Regions from separate parts of the Homo sapiens genome. Here region 2 is linked to region 1. Evidence: read pairs that join two places in POLR2A ChIA-PET (ENCODE). Cell type or tissue: Panc1. All regions are shown on one strand. Links, peaks and the distances in the headings refer to the core of each region. The heading gives the core; the rest is flanking DNA. Region 1 overlaps TMEM184B (transmembrane protein 184B). Region 2 overlaps TPTEP2-CSNK1E (TPTEP2-CSNK1E readthrough).

Evidence for each region. Peaks named below come from ENCODE experiments on the same cell type or tissue, not always from the same donor. Only the 100,000 strongest peaks of a DNase experiment are listed, where the experiment ranks them.
Region 2: POLR2A ChIA-PET joins it to region 1 with 13 read pairs; 8 of 35 experiments call an interaction of 5 or more read pairs at or near these places.

Annotation. Positions count from the first base shown.
Region 1 is chr22:38,251,752-38,261,924 of GRCh38, reverse strand. All of the region lies in intron 1 of TMEM184B (transmembrane protein 184B), which reads left to right. Among named protein-coding and RNA genes, the nearest start is that of TMEM184B, 16 kb to the left of the region's middle. RefSeq lists enhancers at 986-1,155, 1,386-1,735. In Panc1, for the core only: no CTCF peak of the experiment used is centred there; no DNase peak of the experiment used is centred there; H3K27ac peaks cover 195 bases.
Region 2 is chr22:38,332,860-38,343,032 of GRCh38, reverse strand. TPTEP2-CSNK1E (TPTEP2-CSNK1E readthrough) reads left to right here. Exons shown (of 15, transcript NM_001289912.2): 5 at 6,327-6,425. Among named protein-coding and RNA genes, the nearest start is that of CSNK1E, 21 kb to the right of the region's middle. RefSeq lists a silencer at 1,294-1,478. In Panc1, for the core only: no CTCF peak of the experiment used is centred there; no DNase peak of the experiment used is centred there; H3K4me3 peaks cover 976 bases.

The DNA.
Region 1 (10,173 bases), core at 634-8,633:
TACCTGACTCAGAATGTGTTTGCATGAATGAAATTCAGGTTGGTATGAGAAATCTAGGGTGTCCTGGCTGGAGCCAGGCTTCTTGATTACAGGGACAGAGCAGGTACAGGGATCCTGGTTTAGACAGCCTGCTCCCATGGGGTGGTAGCATTGTTGGGGTGCAGGATGCTGAATCTGCAGGGGACCTATCCGCTCAGTGCCCAGTGGGATTTTAGCTGGCTGGAAAGGTGGTCACATGTAGAGGGGCTCAACAATCCAGCTAAAGAGGCTGAGCGTTGGTCCATTGTTCTCAATTTGAGAGAAAACTGAGATCATCAAAATTAGGACTGGTATGTACTAAAGGAAAGAACCTAATTACAAGGCTGAATTGAGTAAGCCCTCGCTGAGGGACTTTGGATTTCTTTGTTGTTCCCCTTTATTTCTGCACCCCCACCCAAGTGACAGATATGTACATGATTGGATGATTTTGCTTTCCTGGTTGAGAGATTCCTGGGAACTTGGCCCAGGAGAAGGGGGAGAAATGTGGAGCCGCTAGAGTGGCCTCCGCTTGTTTGTGTTGATTGAAGGGGAGACGGAAGGAGAGCTGTGGACCCCTGACCCCTTGTGAGGGCATGTGATCCTTTTCAAAAGGCTCACCAGGCAGAAGTGCCTGGCCAGGGGCCGCTCTTTCCCTCTAATCCCCTCTGGAGAAGGGCCAGGCTGTGGGTTGCTGACCTGCTCTGATGTGGATCAGCCTCCCCCAATAATGCAGCTGCCCAGAAGCTCAGAGAGCCCAGGCAACCCCCAAAGGCAGGAGGGCCGGCTGTCATTCCCGTTGTCATTCCCAGGCGGCTGGAGTGGGAGCAGAGCGGTCAGTTCAGATGAACAGTGCTCGAGTCTGACCCCAACCAGCGAGTTATGGTAAGATGGAAGGTTCTCCATCTATATTAAATAAGAGAACAAAAGCCCTCCCAGGCTGCATGAATATTCCAGGGATATATATGTGAACGGGTTGCCAGTTTAGCTTGGCCTGTGGGTGGCAGCCGCCTGAGTGAGCACTTCGTGGCTGCAGCTCTAAAGGGTTTGGATCTGAAACTAATGAATGAAAATATGACCTCAGAAGATTTAAAGAGAGCAAATACCCAGCAACAGAACCTGGGTCCCAGAGACTGTTGGGAGCATGAAATCCCAGGCTGGCCGAAGGAGGAAGTGGGAGAGCAATGGCAGCTGACATCACATGGTGCCAGACCTTCTCAGTGCTTTCTGTGTTCACTCATTATTCCGTCCCTCTCTCTCAGAGGCAGGTATGGCTGCTTCCCCATTTTATAGATGAGGAAGCTAAGGCAAGGAGAGGTTGTGTAACTTGCTCACAGACACAAAGCTAGCCAGTGGCAAAGCTGGAGGTCAGGTCTAGGTGGTCAGGCTCCAGAGTTCTGCGGATTTCACAGCACGGCAGTGGCAGTCGGAAGAACCATTTGTCAGGTGATTGTGGGCAAATGACGTCAGCCCTTCAAACCTCTGTTTTGCATCTGCAAGCTGCTTGCTGCTGCAACAAATTACCAGAAACTTAGTGACTTAAAACACAAATTAGGTCGGGTGCGGTGGCTCACATCTGTAATCCCAGCACTTTGGGAGGCTGAGGTGAGTGGATCACTTGAGGTCAGGAGTTCGAGACCAGCCTGGCCAACATGATGAAACCCTGTCTCTAACAAAAATATAAAAAATTAGCCAGGCATTTGGCCGGGTGTGGTGGATCACGCCTGTAATCCCAGAACTTTGGGAGGACAAGGTGGGCGGAACACAAGGTCAGGAGTTCAAGACCAGCCTGACCAATATGGTGAAAGCCTGTCTCTACTAAGAATACAAAATTAGCAGGACGTGGTGGCACGCGCCTGTAGTCCCAGTTACTGGGAGGCGGAGGTTGCAGTGAGCCAAGATCACGCCACTGCACTCCAGCCTGGGTGACAGAGTGAGACTCCGTCTCACAAAAAAAAAAAAAAAAAAAAGCCAGGCGTGGTGGCACGTGCCTGTAACCCCAGCTACTCTGGAGGCTGAGGTGGGAGAATTGCTTGAACCCAGGAGGCAGAGGTTGCAGTGAGCCGAGATCGCACCACTGCACTCCAGCCTGGGCCACAGAGTGAGACTCCTTCTCAAAAACAAAACAAACACAAATTATAGATTACTTACAATAAGAAAAACCAATAAAATGCATGCGCACACATTAATTATCTCACAGTTTTGGAGGTCAGGTCCAGAATGTGTTTCACTGGACTAAAATCGAGGTGTTGGCAGGGCCATACTCCTTCTGGAGGCTCTGGGGGAGAATTATTTCCCTGCCTCTTCCAGCTCCTAGAGACCACCTCCATCTGTGGCTTGTGGCGCCTTTCGCCATCTGCAAGGGCAGCAGCGTAGCAGCTTCCACTTTCCTCTCTCTGCTTCCTTTGTCACGCTGCCCTCTTCTCGCTCTCTACCTCCTGCCTTCCTCCTACGAGGACCCTTGTGATGACATGGGCCCACCCAGGTTATCCAGGATAATCTCTCATTTCAGGACCCTTAATTCAGTCACTTCTGCAAAGTCCCTTTTGCCATGTAAGGTAGCATGTTCACAGGCTCTGGGGGTTAGGATGTCAACATCTTTGGGGGATTATTCTTCAGCCTACCACACAGCACATAATAAAATCCATGGGCAGAGGGGATAGCAGCAGTAAGGTGTCCCTCAAACATGAGTTAAAATGACTCTGACGATAGAATCTGGGTGAGATGGTGGGATGCTCCCGAAATAAACTCCAAGGCAGGTGGCCAAGTTCAGTGACGACATAGCTGCGTAGCTTATCTGAGAAAGGATGTCTCTGATGGGGGGCCAGCCGGAAGACGTCTTTCCTGGAAGAGGAGGGAGGTGGGGCAGTCTTGGGAGAAGTGAGACTTTGGGTCCCACGGCCAGCTCCTGCCACATTCTCAGTGGATTTCAGGTTGGGAGGAGGGATACCATTACAGTTGAAAATAAACATAGAAATAAACGACACTGGATGTCTGCTTCCTCATCAGCCTCCCTACAGTTCTGGAAGACGGTCCAGGCCCACATCCCCTTCTCTGCTGTTCTAGAATTCAGAACGCTCAGAAATCCCAAAGGTTCTTCTAAGTCTGCAGCAGACTAATTTCTGCTGCAAAAATCTGACCTGAATTGATGTGATACTAATTATGGCCTTTAAAACTATCTTCCTTAGGGTGACTAACAGTATGTTTTCCTATGAAAGTACTATATGTTTGCTTTTGGGGTGTTGCACCCACCCTTCCAGGAGTGTCACTGTGTCTAGCAGCATAATCCTTTCTAAAATCTGAAAAATTCGGCTGGGCACGGTGGCTCATGCCTATAATCCCAGAGCTTTGGGAGGCTGAGGTTGGTGGATCACTTGAGGTCAGGAGTTCGAGACCAGCCTGGCCAATATGGTGAAACTCTGTCTCTACTAAAAATACAAAAATTAGCCGGGCATGTGGCTTATGCCTGTAATCCCAGCTACTAGGAAGGCTGAGGCAGGAGAATCGCTTGAACCTGGGAGGCGGAGGTTGCAGTGAGCCGAGATTGTTCCTCTGTACTCCAGTCTGGGTGACAGAGTGAGACTTAGTCTAAAAAAAAAAAAAAAAAAATTTGGAAAAATTCTAAATTCTTAAACCCATTTAGTCCAAAAGCCTTAGCTACAGGACAGTGCACCTGGACTTTTCTCCCTAAGAAACACAGTCAGAGAGGTCCAGTCACCTGCCTCAGGCCCAGCTTAGGTGATAATGCTGAGGTTCCAACTCAGTTCCCTGTCTCAGAGCCTGGGACAAAGTGCAGACTGCGTGGCCTGGCCTCTTTGCCACCTGCTGGGTGGCGTGTGAATGAGAGACAGGTGTGGAGACTGCACTCACTGGCAGGTAGGCTGTATGTGGGGGAGGTGGGGGTCCTTGAATTTGTTTTCTGTCTGATCTGCAGCCTGGAACTGAGCCAGGGGGCCTTGTCTGGGGAAGGACAGAGAGGCAGAGAGATTGCAGAGGAGAGGGGAATAGCAGCAGCCATTAGGAAGCCTTGGGCCTTTGCCTATCACTATAGCACTGCTCTCCAAACTTCCTTGGATCACACAGCCCTATCAGTAAAAAAGAAACCAGAACAAAACCTCTTGAACATGCACCCCCAATATGTGGATATTGGTGTAATTATAAGTGTATGTTACAATAAGTATACACGTATATTACTTTACTGTTTCAGTGTGTACGTAATAAAACCTACACCAAAAACAGAAACCAAAGGCCAAGCTAAAGATGTAATAAAGAAAATTTTTACTTTGTTGACGGTACAGAAACCTCCTGGGTTCATACACGGGGTCATTTTTTGGAACGTGCGCTTTCGTGATCAGTGAGAGAGAGTTTGGAAGGTCTGGCTGGCTTCACGTTCGGCTTGTTTAGAGACTGGGTTTTAATGGCTGCTTTCCCTGCAAAAGATCCTGTCTGGGACAGGAAGCTGCACACGGAGCAGACGCATCCTTGGCTTTCTTTCTAAATCGGGTTACTCATTTTTCCATCCCGTCCACTGAGTATGCAAAGGATTTGTTGAAATTTGGCCGGTACATTTCCATCCTCCCTGATGCCAATCACGTTTTTGTAAACGAAATGGAAGGTATTTTATTTTAAAATTCTTAACAAGCGAGTCCAAAACCCACTAAAATGCTTTGGAAAATTTTTAATGGACTAGAAAATTCTGTTACGTAGCTTTTTAGGAGTTCAGCTATGAGAGGATTTTTTTTTTCTTTTTAAAGTCAGTGACAGACATATTGTTTTGGTGCATGCCAGTAATACCAGCTACTTGGGAGGCTGAGGCAGGAGAATCACTTGAATTCTGGAGGTGGAGGTTGCCGTGAGTCGAGATCGCGCCATTGCACTCCAGCCTGGGCAACAAGAGCGAAACTCTATCTCAAAAAAAAAAAAAAAAAAAAACTATTAATGTCCACTTCCAGGCTTTGATACTGTACTACAGCTAGACTAGACGTCACCCGTTGAGGAAGCTGGGTGAAGGGCATACAGGACCCTAGATTCTATTTTTGCAATTTCCTGTGAACCTACGATTATTTCAAAATAGAAAGTTTAAAAAGTCTTTATCAAGTACAGATGCACACCGAAGTATTTAACATTACATCTGGGGGACAGGGAAAGATGCAACAAGATTGCGCAGTGTTGCTAACCGTTAAAGCTCAGTGATGGAGAGGTGGAAAAATTCATTACACTATTTGTTCCAGTTTTGTATGTTTGAAATGTTCCATAATAAAAAGCTTTAGACAGCAGAACAACAGATTTTTCTATGAAATGTGTAGTAAGATGGGGAGGGACTCAGTTTGTATCAGAGATTTATTGGTTATCTTGTGGAAAAGCAATCAATAAGGATTGTTGGCCGGGCATGGTGGCTCACGCCTGTAATCCCAGCACTTTGGGAGGCCGAGGTGGGAGGATCACGAGGTCAGGAGTTTGATACCACCCTGTCCAAGAGACCAGCCTGGCCAATAAGGTGAAAACCTGTCTCTACTAAAAATACAAAAATTAGGCAGGCATGGTGGTGGGTGCCTGTAATCCCAGCTACTTGGGAGGCTGAGGCAGGAGAATTGCTTGAACCCGGGAGGCAGAGGTTACAGTGAGTTGAAGATCACACCACTGCACTCCGGCCTGGGTGACAGAGTGAGACTCCAAATCCAAAAAAAAAAAAAGGTCCCCTGGGCTAATTTTTGTATTTTTAGTAGAGACGGGGTTTCTTCATGTTGGTCAAGCTGTTCTCAAACTCCCGACCTCAGATGATCCACCCGCCTTGGACTCCCAAAGTGCTGGGATTACAGGCGTGAGCCACCATGCCCAGCCCAACAGTACTATTAACTGAAGTACAGACCTTATTCAGTTTTCTGCATTTTCATGTAGGGTGTATGTGTAGTTCTCTTCAATTTTATCACATGTAGATTCATGTAACCACTACCACTATCAAGATACAAACTGTTTCATCACCTGGAAGGAACTCCCCTGGTACCCTTTAAAATTACACACCCCCACCCATCATCGTCACTGTCCTCTGCCAACTACTACACCATGCTCCATCTTTATAGCTTTGTCATTTTGAGCATGTTACATAAATGGATCATGCAGTATGTGACCTTTTGAGATTGGCTGGTTTCACAAAATGTAACACCCCTGAGATCCATCCAGATCACTTGTGTGTATCAGTAATTTGTTCTTTTTTCTTGCTGGGTACTATTCCATGGTCTGGATATACCAGAGTTTAACTTTTTGCCTGTTGAAGTACATGGGTTCTTCCCAGATTTTGATGATTACAGATACGGCTGCCGTGAACATTTGTGTACAGGCTTTTGTGTGAATATACGTTTTCATTCCTGTAGAATAAATGTCCACAGTGATTACTGGGTTGTGTAGTAAATGCATGTTAGTTTTATAAGAAACTGCCGGGGCCAGGCATGGTGGCTCACGCCTGTAATCCCAGCACTCTGGGAGGCTGAGGTGGGTGGATCACAAGGTCAGGAGTTCAAGACCAGCCTGGCCAATATGGTGAAACCCCGTCACTACTAAAAATACAAAAAAAATTAGCCGGCCATGAGGCCGGGTGCGGTGGCTCACGCCTGTAATCCCAGCACTCTGGGAGGCTGAGGCGGGCGGATCACAAGGTCAGGAGTTCAAGATCAGCCTGACCAACATGATGAAACCCCGTCTCTACTAAAAATACAAAAATTAGCTGGGCATGGTGACACGCGCCTATAATCCCACCTACTCAGGAGGCTGAGGCAGGAGAATAGCTTGAACCAGGGAGGTGGAGGTTGCAGTGAGCCAGGATCGTGCTACTGCCCCTCCAGCCTGGGGCGACAGAGTGAGACTCCGTCTCAAAAAAATAAATAAATAAAAAAAATTAGCTGGCCATGGTGGCGGGCACCTGTAATCCCAGCTACTCAGGAGACAGAGGCAGAGAATTGCTTGAACCCGGGAGGTAGAGGTTGCAGTGAGCCAAGATGGTGCCAGTGCACTCCAGCCTGGGCGACAGACCAAGGCTCTGTCTCAAAAAAAAAAAAAAAAAAGAAAGTGCCAAAGTTGTTTTCCATGGTGGCTGCACCATTTTATCTTCCCACCAGCAATGTGTGGGAGATCAGGTTTCTCTGCATCCTTGCCAGCATTTGATATTGTCAGTATTTTTTATTTTATAGGTATATGATATATATTTTTTGGTACCCAGGTATGGGATGTGAAGGTGTTTTCAGTTTTTCAGTTTGCATTTCCTTAATGGCTAATGATGTTTAACTTTTGTTGTGTTTGCCTGTTTGTTTGTTTTGGAGACAGAGTCTTGCTCTGTCGCCCAGGCTGGAGTGCGGTGGTGTGATCTCAGCTCACTGCAAGCTCCACCTCCCGGGTTCAAGCGATTGTTCTGCCTCAGCCTCCCGAGTAGCTGGGATTACAGACATGTACCACCATACCCGGCTAATTTTTGTATTTTTAGTAGAGACAGGGTTTCGCCATGTTGGCCAGACTGGTCTTGAATTCCTGGCTTCAAGTGATCCACCTGCCTCAGCCCCTCAAAGTTTTGGGATTACAGGCATGAGCCACTGCGCCATGTACTTATTTGCTGTGTATCTCTTCTTTACTGAGATATCTGTTCATGTATTTTGCCTATTTTCAAGTGGGATTGTTTGGTTTTCTTTTTACCATGGTGCTTTTTTTTTTTTTTTTTGGAGACAAGAGTCTTGCTCTGTCCCCTAAGGGCGGGAGTGCAATGGCACGATCTTGGCTCACTGCAACCTCTGCCTTCCTGGTTCAAGCAATTCTGCTGCCTCAGCCTCCTGAGTAGCTGGGATTACAGGCGCCAGCCACCACACCTGGCTAATTTTTTTATTTTTAGTAGAGACAGGGTTTCACCATGTTGGCCAGGCTGATCTCGAACTCCTGACCTCAGGTGATCCGCCCACCTTGGCCTCCCAAAGTGCTGGGATTACAGGTGTGAACCACCGCGCCTGGCCCATGGAGCTTTTTGAGCATTCTTCATACATTCCCAATGCTAGTCATTTACCAGATCTGTGACTTGCAAATATATTCTTCCACTCTGTGGCTTGTTTATTCATAGTGCATAAGTTTTTACTTTTCTTATATTGCAGTTTATCGATTTTTTCCTTTTATGGATCATGCTTTTGGTGTCAAGTCTAAGAACACTTGGCCATCTCTAGGTTTCAAATATTTTCTCCTGTCTTCTAAAAGGTTTAGAGTTTTACATTTTACATTTAAATGTGTGATTTATTTTGAATTAATTTTTGTATATGTGTAAGGGTTTATGTTAAGGTTTTTTATTATTTATTTATTTATTTATTTTTGAGATGGAGTCTTGCTCTGTTGCCCAGGCTGGAGTGCAGTGGTGTGATCTTAGCTCACTGCAACCACCACCTCCCAGGTTCAAGTGATTCTCCCGCCTCAGCCTCCCAAGTAGCTGGGGATTACAGGCACATGCCACTACGTCTGGCTAATTTTTGTATTTTTAGTAGAGACAGGGTTTCGCTATGTTGCCCTGGCTGGTCTCGAACTCCTAGCCTCAAGTGATCCACCCACCTTGGCCTCCCAAAGTGCTGAGATTACAGGTCTTCGCCACCGCACCCAACCAATGTTGTTTTATTATTATTATTTTTTAATCAGTGTTGATCAGGTTAGCCTCGAATGTGTAGCCTCACCTCCCCGAGTGCCAGGGCAACCGGCCTGAGCCACCGCGGCTCCCATTATTATTTTTATTTATTTATTTACTAGTTTTTGAGACTGCGTCTGGCTCTGTCACCCAGGCTGGAGTGCAGTGGCGCGATCTCGGCTCACTGCAAGCTCTGCCTCCCGGGTTCACGCCATTCTCCTGCCTCAGCCTCCCCAGTAGCTGGGACTACAGGCGCCTGCCACCAGGCCCGGCTAATTTTTTGTATTTTTAGTAGAGATGGGGTTTCACCATGTTAGCCAGGTTGGTCTCGATCTCCTGACCTCGTGATCCACCCAGCTCGGCCTCCCAAAGTGCTAGGATTACAGGCGTGAGGCACCTTGCTGGGCCCTTTCTCCATTTATTAATGGGACTTCTATAACCTAGAACTGTCCCTTGTTAATTATGTAATTCCCCTGAAATGTTATAATGAAGAAACTGAGGCTCCGAGAGAAGTACCCGCGCAGGTTGCACGTGGTGGAGTCTAGTGGGAGTCCTGTAGGGTGACTCACAGCAGAAGCCTGGTTATGTCCCCACCACATGGAAGCCTTCTCTGACCCCCTCCCCAGCCTGCCCAAGCCCGATGCTTGCTCTAGGCTCCTGTAGTGCTGGACACTCACCTCAGCAGTGCAAGGGGAAGAGGCCTCCAGGTCACTCCTGCCTGTGGCATAGAGAAGGCATGAAGAATGGCTTGGAGCACCTTAAAGGCTGAGGCTGGGTCTGCCGGTGCCTGGCATGGAGTCCAGAGGCCTCAGGACTTGTTAGAAAGATGATTTCAGCATCTTCCATCAGGGCCCTCTGTCATGTTCCTGGCAGAAGTTTAACACTTGGTCAATTAGGGAAATAATGGGAGACAGTTGTGGTGGCTCTCGCCTGTAATCCCAGCACTTTGGGAGGCCAAGATGGGAGGATCGCTTGAGCCCAGGAGCTCGAGACCAGCGTGAGTAACATGGTAAAACCCCATCTCTCCAAAAAAATACAAAAATTAGCTGGGCATGGTGGCTCATGCCTGTAGTCCCAGCTACTTGGGAGGCTGAGGTGGGAGGATGGCTTGACCCCAGGAGGCAGAAGTTGTAATGAGCTAAGGTCATGCTACTGCACTCCAGTCTGGGCAACAGAGTGAAGCTCTGTCTCAAAAAAAAAAAAAAATTTGTTGGACATGGTGGCACATGCCTGTGGTCCCAGCTGCTTGGGAGACTGAGGTGGGAGGATCACTCGGGCCTAGGGAGGTCAAGGCTGCAGTGAGCTGTGATCATGTCATTGCACTGCAGCCTGAGCAACAGAGCAAGACTCTTGTCTCAAAAAAAAAAAAAAACAGCATCATCTGGATCTGGTCCTGCCAGAGCAGCTGGAATTCTGAGCCTCATCTGTTTGCATGGACTGCATTGGAAAAGGGGAGACATGGATGGAGCCCTTCCCCACCCCTTTCCCCACGGGAGTAAAGAGGCTGCACCAGATGG
Region 2 (10,173 bases), core at 771-8,770, 81 kb before region 1:
CCAGGCTGGAGTGCAATGGCAAGATCTCTGCTCACTCAACCTCTGCCTTCTGGGTTTAAGTGATTCTCCTGCCTCAGCCTCCCGAGTAGCTGGGATTACAGGCACCCACCACCACGCCCAGCTAATTTTTGTATTATTTAGTAGAGACGGGGTCTCACCATGTTGGACAGGCTGGTCTCGAACTCCTGACCTCTGGTGATCCACCTGCCTTGGCCTCCCAAAGTGCTGGGCTTACAGGCATGAGTCACTACGCCTGTCTGGGCCAGTTTTTTAATCTACAAACTGAAGGGTGAAATTGCATGCCTGGTCAATGATCACCAATGGATGCTAAATCCACTGGGTAAAAGATTGATGGGAAACTTTGCAGCAGAAGGATGAGGCTAACAACACCTAAAGCCACTGATTAACCTTAAGGTCACTAAAAGGTAGGGCGGCCCGACCCTATGGGCCTCCTTCTCTGGTGCACCAGGAAGGACACAATGTCATCTATGAAATATTCTTTTTTTGGCCGGGCGCTGTGGCTCACGCCTGTAATCTCAGCACTTTGGGAGGCCGAGGCACGTGGATCACGAGGTCAGGAGATTGAGACCATCCTGGCTAACACGGTGAAACCCTGTCTCTACTAAAAATACACAAAAATTAGTCGGGTGTGGTGGCGGGCACCTGTAGTCCCAGCTACTCGGGAGGCTGAGGCAGGAGAATGGTGTGAACCCAGGAGGCAGAGCTTGCAGTGAGCTGAGATAGCGCCACTGCACTCCAGCCTGGGCGACAGAGCCAGACTCTGTCTCAAAAAAAAAAAAAAGACTCCTTTTGAGAAGGAGTCTTGCTCTGTTGCCCAGGCTGGAGTGCAGTGGTGCAATCTCTGCTCACTGCAACCTCCCTCTCCCGGGATCAAGTGATTCTTCTGTCTCAGCCTCCCAAGCAGCTGGGATAACAGGCACCCACCACCATGCCCTGCTAATTTTTGTATTTTTACTAGAGACAGGGTTTCACCATGTTGGCCAGGCTGATCTGGAACTCCTGACCTCGTGATCCACCGGCCTTGGCCTCCCAAAGTGCTGGGATTACAGGCGTGAGCCACCACACCTGGCCAAAATATTCTTGATAAAATCATTGTTGAATTCAAATCAAATCAAGCTACCAGCCTCTAGGGTCTACACTTGATTACCAGCTTAGGGAAATATGGGGGTAGTGGAGCACATTTAAAAAAAAAAAAAAACCCGAGGGCTGGGTGCGGTGGCTCACGCCTGTCATCCTAGCACTTTGGGAAGCTGAGGGGGGCAGGTCATCTGAGGTCAGGAATTCAAGACCAGCCTGGCCAACCTGGTGAAACCCTGTCTCTATTAAAAATGCAAAAATTAGCTAGGGATGGTGGTGAATGCCTGTAATACTAGCTACTTGGGAGGGTGAGGCAGGAGAATCTCTTGAACCCAGGAGGCAGAGTTTGCAGTGAGCCGAGATTACACCACTGCACTCCAGCCTAGGCGACAGAGCAAGACTCCGTAAAAAAACAAACAAACAAACAAAATACCCACGAGGGCTGGACGCGGTGGCCTGTAATCCTAGCACTTTGGGAAGCCAAGGTGGGCAGATCACTTGAGGTCAGGAGTTCAAGACCAACCTGGCCAACGTGGTGAAACCCTGTCTCTAGTAAAGCTACAAAAATTAGCCAGGCGTGATGGCAGGTGCCTGTCCCAGCTACTTGGGAGGCTCAGGCAGAAGAATCGCTTGAACCCAGGAGGCAGAGTTTGCAGTGAGCTGAGATCACACCACTGCACTCCAGCCTGGATGACAGAGACTCCATCTCAGAAAAACAAAACAAAACAAAAAAAAAACCCCAACAAGGATGCAGTCGACTAAATCCAGACTGTGGGGCTCAGTCTAGAATCTTACTCGGTGACGAAAAGGAAGGAGGACCTGACACACATTACAACATGGATGAACCTTGAAAACACGACACTGAGTGAAAGAAGCCAGACGCTGTCTCCATTTACATGAGCTGTCCAAAAGAGGCAAATCCAGAGACAAAAGTCCATTAGCGGTCCCCAGAGGCTGGGGGGAGGGCTGAAGTGGGGAACGACTGCGAGTGGAGATGGGGTTTCTTTTTTTTTTTTCTTTTTTTTTTTTGAGGCAGAGTCTTGCTCTGTGGCCCAGGCTGGAGTGCAGTGGCGCGATCTCGGCTCACTGCAGGCTGTGCCTCCCGGGTTCACACCATTCTCCTGCCTCAGCCTCCCGAGTAGCTGGGACTACAGGTGCCCGCCACTACCCCTGGCTAATTTTTTGTGTTTTTAGTAGAGACGGGGTTTCACCGTGTTAGCCAGGATGGTCTCGATCTCCTGATCTCGTGATCCGCCTGCCTCAGCCTCCCAAAGTGCTGGGATTACAGGCGTGAGCCACCGCGCCCAGCTGGGGGTTTTTTTTAGGTCAATAAAAATATTGGGGAATTAGGCTGGGCATGGTGCCTCACGCCTGTAGTCCCACTGCTTTGGGAGGCCGAAGTGGACAGATTGCTTGAGGTCAGGAGTTCAAGACCAGCCTGGCCTACGTGGTGAAGCCCCATCTCTACCGGAACTACAAAAATTAGCCAGGCATGGTGGCAGGTGCCTGTCCCAGCTACCCAGGAGGCTGAGGCAGGAGAATCGCTTGAACCTGGGAGGTGGAGGTTGCAGTGAGCTGAGATCATGCCACAGCACTCCAGCCTAGGTGACAGAGTGAGACTCCATCTCAAAAAAAAAAAAAATTGGGGAATTAGATAGTATTAGTGGTTGCAAAACCTTGTGAATATACTAAAAGCTACTGACATTTTCTTTTCTTCTTTTGAGATGGACTTTTGCTCTTGTTGCCCATGCCGGAGTGCAGTAGCGCAATCTCGGCTCACTGCAACCTCTGCCTCCCTGTTTCAAGTGATTCTCCTGCCTCAGCCTCCTGAGTAGCTGGGATTACAGGCTCCTGCCACCATGTCCATCTAATTTTTGTATTTTTCGTAGAGACAGGGTTTCACCATGTTGGCCAGATTGATCTCAAACTCCAGAACCTCAGGTGATCTGCCCGTCTTGGCTTCCCAAAGTGCTGGAATTACAGGCTTGAGCCATTGTGCCCGGCTATATATAAAATATATATTTTATATATTGTATAAAATATATATTTTATATATTGTATAAATTATATATTTTACATATTGTATAAAATATATATTTTATATATTGTATAAATTATATATTTTATATATTGTATAAATTATATATTTTATATATTGTATAAATTATATATTTTATATATTGTATAAATTATATATTTTATATATTGTATAAATTATATATTTTATATATTGTATAAATTATATATTTTATATATTGTATAAATTATATATTTTATATATTGTATAAATTATATATTTTATATATTGTATAAATTATATATTTTATATATTGTATAAAATATATACTTTATACATTGTATAAAATATATAATTTATACAATATATAAATTATATATTTTATACAATGTATAAATTATATATACTTTTATATATTATATATTTATATGTAATATATATATTATGTATAATATATATATTACATTATTGGTGGATGGGCCTGATAGCTGACCTCTCAGTCTTGCAGCTTGAACTCTGGGAAGCTCTGTCCTCCCTGGGTCCTTTCTGGGTTGGCACTGCCAGCCTCAAAGCCCCCTGGGTGGGAGGAAGGGGCTCCCCCTCAGGAAGAAGGCAGGGTGAGACTCCTGCCCCTCACACTCTGTGGTTTCCTTCCACACTGCCTTTTTTTGAAGCTGTTGCCCAAGGGTAAACAAACTCTGCTCCTTGACTCCCTTTAGCCCAGTGGGGGCTGGTAGCCTTTTAGCCTGGTGGCTAACCAGGAGTTTGCCTAAGAGGCCCTGTTGGGCTTAGAACAGAAAGGCCTCTGGCCCTTTCTACACATGTGACTTTGGGAATCAACCTCTCAGACCCTCCTTTCCTCATCTGTAACATGAACAAATAAGAATTCCTACCCCAGGACTATGGCAAGGATTACATGAAAGAGGCTTATCCTAGATTATAGTAGGTGCTCAACTAATGGGAACTTTTTTTTTTTCTTGAGTCTTGCTCTGTCACCCAGGCTGAAGTGCAGTGGCGTGATCTCAGCTCACTGCAGCCTCCGCCTCCTGGGCTCAAGCCATTCTCCTGCCCCAGTTTCCTGAGTAGCTGGGATTACAGGTGCCCGGCATCATGCTTGGCTAATTTTTGTGTTTTTATTTTTACGTTTTTATTTATTTTTATTTTTTAGATGGAGTTTTGCTGTTGTCACTCAGGCTAGAATGCAATGGTGTGATATCAGCTCACTGCAACCTCCGCCTCATGGGTTCAAGCAATTCTCCTGCCTCAGCCTCCTGAGTAGCTGGGATTACAGATGTGTGCCGCCCTGCCTGGCTAATTTTTGTATTTTTAGTAGAGATGGGGTTTCACCATGTTGGCCAGGCTGGTCTCAAAGTCCTGACCTCAAGTGATCCACCTGCCTTGGCGTCCCAAAGTGCTGGGATTACAGGTGTGAGCCACCGTGCCCTGAAACTGGGAACTTTTTAAGGAATGAAGAAACTTAGCTGGGCGTAGCGGCTCACGTCTGTAATCCCTGCACTTTGAGAGGCCAAGGCAGGCGGATCATCTGAGTTCAGGAGTTCGAGACCAGCCTGGCCAATGTGGTGAAACCCCGCCTTGACTAAAAATACAAAAATTAGGTCGTATGTGATGGCTCACGCCTGTAATCCCAGCACTTTGGGAGGCCAAGGCAGGTGGATCACGAGGTCAGGAGATCGAGACCATCCTGGCTAACATGGTGAAAACCTGTCTCTACCAAAAATACAAAAAACTAGCTGGGTGTGGTGGCGGGCACCTATAGTCCCAGCTACTCGGGAGGCTGAGGCAGGAGAATCGCTTGAACCTGGGAGGCAGAGGTTGCAGTGAGCCGAAATTGCACCATTGCACTCCAGCCTGGGCAACAGAGCAAGACTCCGTATCAAAAAAAAATTTTTTTTAATTAAAAAAAAAGAAATGAAGAAACTTTATAAAAGTGATATAAGCTTATTAGATGTTGAAAAAGCAGGAAAACAGAAGGATAATAAAGAAGCCTCATAGTGCCACCACCCAGAAATAATCGTAGTGAACATTTTCCTTCCAGACTCTTCCTTGTGCATAAATTGTTTTGCTTTTAAGTATAGCTGTGACCCTGCTGTCACCACACATTGACATCCTGCTTTTATTCTCTTCATATTATAACATATTTCCTCATATTATTATAAGCTGTTTGTAAACATAACTTAATGCTTGCATAATATTCTATCGTGTGTTTGCTCTGTTAAAGAACCCCCTTCTCTGGACACTTAGACCAGCCCCAACCCTCCCCATTATAAAGAACTCCACAATGCCTGGGTGCAGTGGCTCACGCCTCTAACTCTAGCACTTTGGGAGGCTGAGGTAGGTTCATCACTTGAGCCCAGGAGTTCAAGACTAGCCTGGGAAACATAGTGAGACCCCACCTTTTTTTTTTTTTTGAGACAGGATCTCACTCTGTTGCCAGGCCGGAGTGCTGTGGTGCGTTCTCTGCTCACTGCCACCTCCCCCTCCCAGGTTCAAGCTATCCTCCTGCCTCAGTCTCCCAAGTAGCTGGGACTACAGGCATGCACCACCACACCCAGCTAATTTTTGTATTTTTAGAACACACGAGGTTTCACCATGTTGGTCAGGCTGGTCTTGAACTCCTGACCTCAAGTGATCCACCCACCTCTGCCTCCCAGAGTGCTGGAATTACAGGCATGAGCCACCACGCCTGGCCAGAGACCCCATCTCTACAAAAGATGGAAAAATTAGAAAGGTGTGGTGCTCGCCTGTAGTCCCAGCTACTCAGGAGACTGAGGTGGGCAGATGGCTTGAGCCCAGGAGTTCGAGGCTGCAGTGAGCCGTGATCACACCACTGCACTCCAGCCTGGGCAACAGAGCAACACCCTCCCTGCTTCAAAAAAAAAGTAAATAAAAAGATCTCCACAATGAACAGGTATTCTGCATGACTTCCTTGGAAGAGATTTCCAGAAATGGAATTGCTGCCCTAAGGCAAACGCTAATTTACGACTCTTGGGCAGCTGGAACCTGTCCGACAGAGCGGAGACCCTTATCTCTGCCACCACCAGCAGGCTGATATTTTCAAGAAAAAAATTTGCCAAATACAAGCAGTCTCAGATAATACAAAGAAGATGGAAAGTTTCCGGAGCGCAGGTGTCAGATCCAAAGATAACTTGACCCAAACACCCCGATCTCCATGTCCCTATCTCTCTCTTAGGTGTTGGAGCGGGCCGGAGAGAAGTAGAGTGGGCTGCGAGGAGAAGGAAACAGGCCTTTCGGAGGCTCCTCATCCCTCGGAGGTCATCCCTTACTCCAGGTGATCTGAACCTGAAGTCCGAGGCCCCAAGAGTTCTAAGTAACCCAGGGGTGGAGGTGGGGTGGGGGATCCCAGCTCTTTCCGATCTGGGAGATCAGAAAGATGCTCATCTGGGAGAGTGGGACCTCCCCTTTCAGTCCGCCCACCCCCGAGGACCGCACTTGGAGGGCCGCACTTGGAGGACCGCGCCTCCAAGGCGGGCGCGGCTGACGCCCGGGGCCCAGGCCATGTGGGGCGTGCGTGCCGGGAGAAGTGTCCCAGCGCCTCACCCCGCAAGCATGAGAACCACGAAACCCCCGGGGCCGGGAAACCGGGGCGGGGCGGGGCGGGGCGGGGCCGGGAAGCGGCGCGGGGCTGGGCCGGTGACGTCGCGGCCCCGCCCCCGGCCGGCTCCCTCCTCCCGGAGCGCTCCCCAGCGGAGTCCTCACCTGCAGGCACAGGTGTGCGCACTTCGCATCTCGAAGGCCGGCCAGCAAGCTTCAGGTGAGCGCCAGCAGCAGCTGGGGGTAGGTGCTGGGAGGAGGAGGGCCCGGGGTGGGGGTCCTCACTCGACGGAGAGGAGAACCGGGTCAAAGGAGAGGAGGAGGAGGTGGGCGTGGGTCTGTGGAGATACTGCCTGCTCCCCCCAAATCCTCCCTTGTCTCTGGGTTATAGTCACGTTGTCCTGAAAACGTAGACTTTGGAGGGAATTGAAGGAGAGGAAGTTGAAGAGGAAGCAGCAGGTTTCCAAATATTTCAACCGCAAATGTATTGTTATCATTCTTCTTATTATTTATTTGTTTGTTTTGTTTTTTTGAGACGGAGGCTCACTCTGTTGCTGGCACGATCTCGGCTCACTGCAACCTCTGCCTCCCGGGTTCAAGAAATTCTCCTGCCTCGGCCTCCCTAGTAGCTGGGATTACAGGCATGCACCACCACGCCCGGCTAATTTTTGTGTGTTTTTAGTAGAGACAGGGTTTCGGCTGGTCTCCAAACTCTGACCTCAGGTGATCCGCCCTCCTCGGCCTCCCAAAGTGCTGGGATTACAGGCGTGAGCCACCGCACCCGGCCCTATAATTCTTTTTATTATTATCATTATTATCATTGGTGCCTTTTCTTTGTTGTAAAACTGTATGCCGATTGACTATTTGGCAAATGTAGAAAAGTAGGAAAGAAATCATCCATAGTACCAGGACACAATCACTCTGGATATTTTGGTGTGTTTCCTTTCAGTCTTTTTTCCATGCACAACCATTTTCATATAATTTTATCATACTGTATCTGCAACTTTTATGTCCTGCTTTTCCCTTGAATATTGTGTCATAAGCATTTTCTCGTTGTGGTGAGTCATTTGTGTATGTGTAATCATTGTTTTAATGGCTGCATAATGTAACATTTGAGAGATTGACCATGGTTGGGTACCATTCTGAACACTCCATGGAAGATTATGAAGGGAGACCGGGAGATGTAACAGAAAAAAACAGGCCAAGACCTCCACCGCCAACACTGGGATCTGGATAAAGACCTTTGCTCTCTCTAACCATGAGTTTCCACATCTGGAAAGTGGGTACATAGAGCTACCTCCCCAGGGTGTTGTGAAGATTAAATGAGCTAAATTATGTAGGCCCTGTCCCCACAAACACCGCCATCATGGGTCTGGCAGAAAAAGGGTCTGCATGTTTGTGTGTTTGTAGAAAGGACTTGGACCAACTGAAGGTATTGAGGGACCAGAGAACGGGAAGTGCTGGGGAGAGAAGGACGGGGATGAGCTCTTGGGAAAACCCCCAGAATGAAGACATCTCTGAGTCTGGGCCAGGTGGACACGAACCACTAGGTCGGCGCATATCCGCTCCTTGTGGGCTGGGAGCAGACAGGATCCCTGAGCCAGGGCCAATGACCTCCAGGCCTCCAGATGGGTTCGCCCCTTTGGGATGAGTTTCTGGGCAAGCTTCAGAGTGAGGGGATTAGAAGAAAAATAGGAAGGGGTGAAGGTGGGGCATAGTAACCAACCCCTTGTACAGATGAGGAAACAGGCTCAGAAGACAGGTGATTTGTTCAAGATCCACATGGGAAACAGTAACCGAGTCGGTTTGGCCCCCAGGGCTCCTAACTCCCTCAGGGGTGTCTACACCAAATGCCTGGATGGGGGAGTTAGGGAGAGGAGGATGTCAGGGCTGGGTCATCAGCTGTACTTGTACCAGGCTAATCTTTGCTTAGAGAAAACAGAAGTCTCTGTGCTTTGGGCCTCCGTTTCCTCAACTGTGAAATGGGAATAATAACTCCCCAGCTACCTACTTACCAGGCCCTCCTCCCACTTTGAAAGGCCTGCTCAGTCTCTGACTGTACACCCCCACCCTGGCCCCTCATCTTCTTAACTCCCTGGCCATCTTCAGAGGGGGTCTGGGTGCTGGGAACCTGTGGCCACACCTCAGTGGGATAGGAAATCCCCATTTCCCAGAGCCATCCATTTCTAGACCCTGGGGGGCTTGCTCCGTTTCTCTAACCGGGCTTTTTTGTAATGTGCACCCACAGCACGCTCTCACTGGATGAGAGCAAAAGGGCTCTGAGCCCTGTTGGGAGTGTCTGAGCATTAGCATTAAAATAATCTTGTAGAAAGGGTCTGTGACCCCCCCCTCAAGGTCATCCCTTTCTGCCTGGCTTGCCACTCCAGGACAGGAGTCTGGTTAGCAGGCTCCCCTAACAATTGGGTATCCAGGGGTCTCTGATGTTCTAAAACAGAATTAGGACAGTCATCTTCCAATTCACAGAAAATTGGAAGTGGTTCATTACATAGTCACAATGTTAGTCATTTGGAATAACAGCACCAGGACCCAGAAGCAAGTCGCTGCCTTGGGCCTGGGAAATGACACTTTCTGAAACTTTCACAGCCCCACAACATGTCTGTTCAAAAATCTGATAGCTAATACTTATTGAGGACCTCGTGTGGCTGTCTCTTGTTCTAGGCACTTTAGAGTCATTCTACGAAATGGATACATATTATTTAATTTAATTTAATTAATTAATTTGTTTTTGAGATGGAGTCTCCCTCTGTTGCCAGGCTGGGGTGCAGTGGTGCGATCTTGGCTCACTGCAACCTCCACCTCCCGGGTTCAAGCGATTCTCCTGCCTCAGCCTCCCGAGTAGCTGGGATTACAGGCACACGACACCATGCCTGGCTAATTTTTTAATTGTAGTAGAGATGGGGTTTCACCACGTTGGCCAGCCTGGTCTCGAACTCCTGACCTCAGGTGATCCACCCGCCTTGGCCTCCCAAAGTGCTGGGATTACAGGCATGGGCGACACAGGGAGACTCCATCTCAAAAAAAAAAAAAAAAAAGATACTGAAACTGAGGCACAGAAAGGTTAAGTAAGTTGCCCAAGGGAAGCCAGGATTCAATCCCAGTCTGTCTTAACTCCAGACCCCTCATCACTAGGCTACACTGCCTCTCTAACCTAAGAGGGTGTCTGACATACATCTGTGTTCTCAGACATCTCTCTGTTGTTTTCTGCACAAGGCATCAGAGCTTTCCCGAAGAATCCCTGCACTCTGTCAGTGTCTACTGACATCCCTGTCTCTGTCTTAGCCCTGCTCACACTAATTTATAATGACCAGTTCCTAGGTTTGGGTCTCCTTGAGTAGGTCAGCTCCACCGTGCAAGACCCATGTACATTTCATCTCTGGACCCACCGAAAGGCCCAGCCAGGCCCAGCTCTGTAGCTGAATTAATAACTAGCCAGGCCAAGGCCCTGTAGGTGAATTAATAACTGC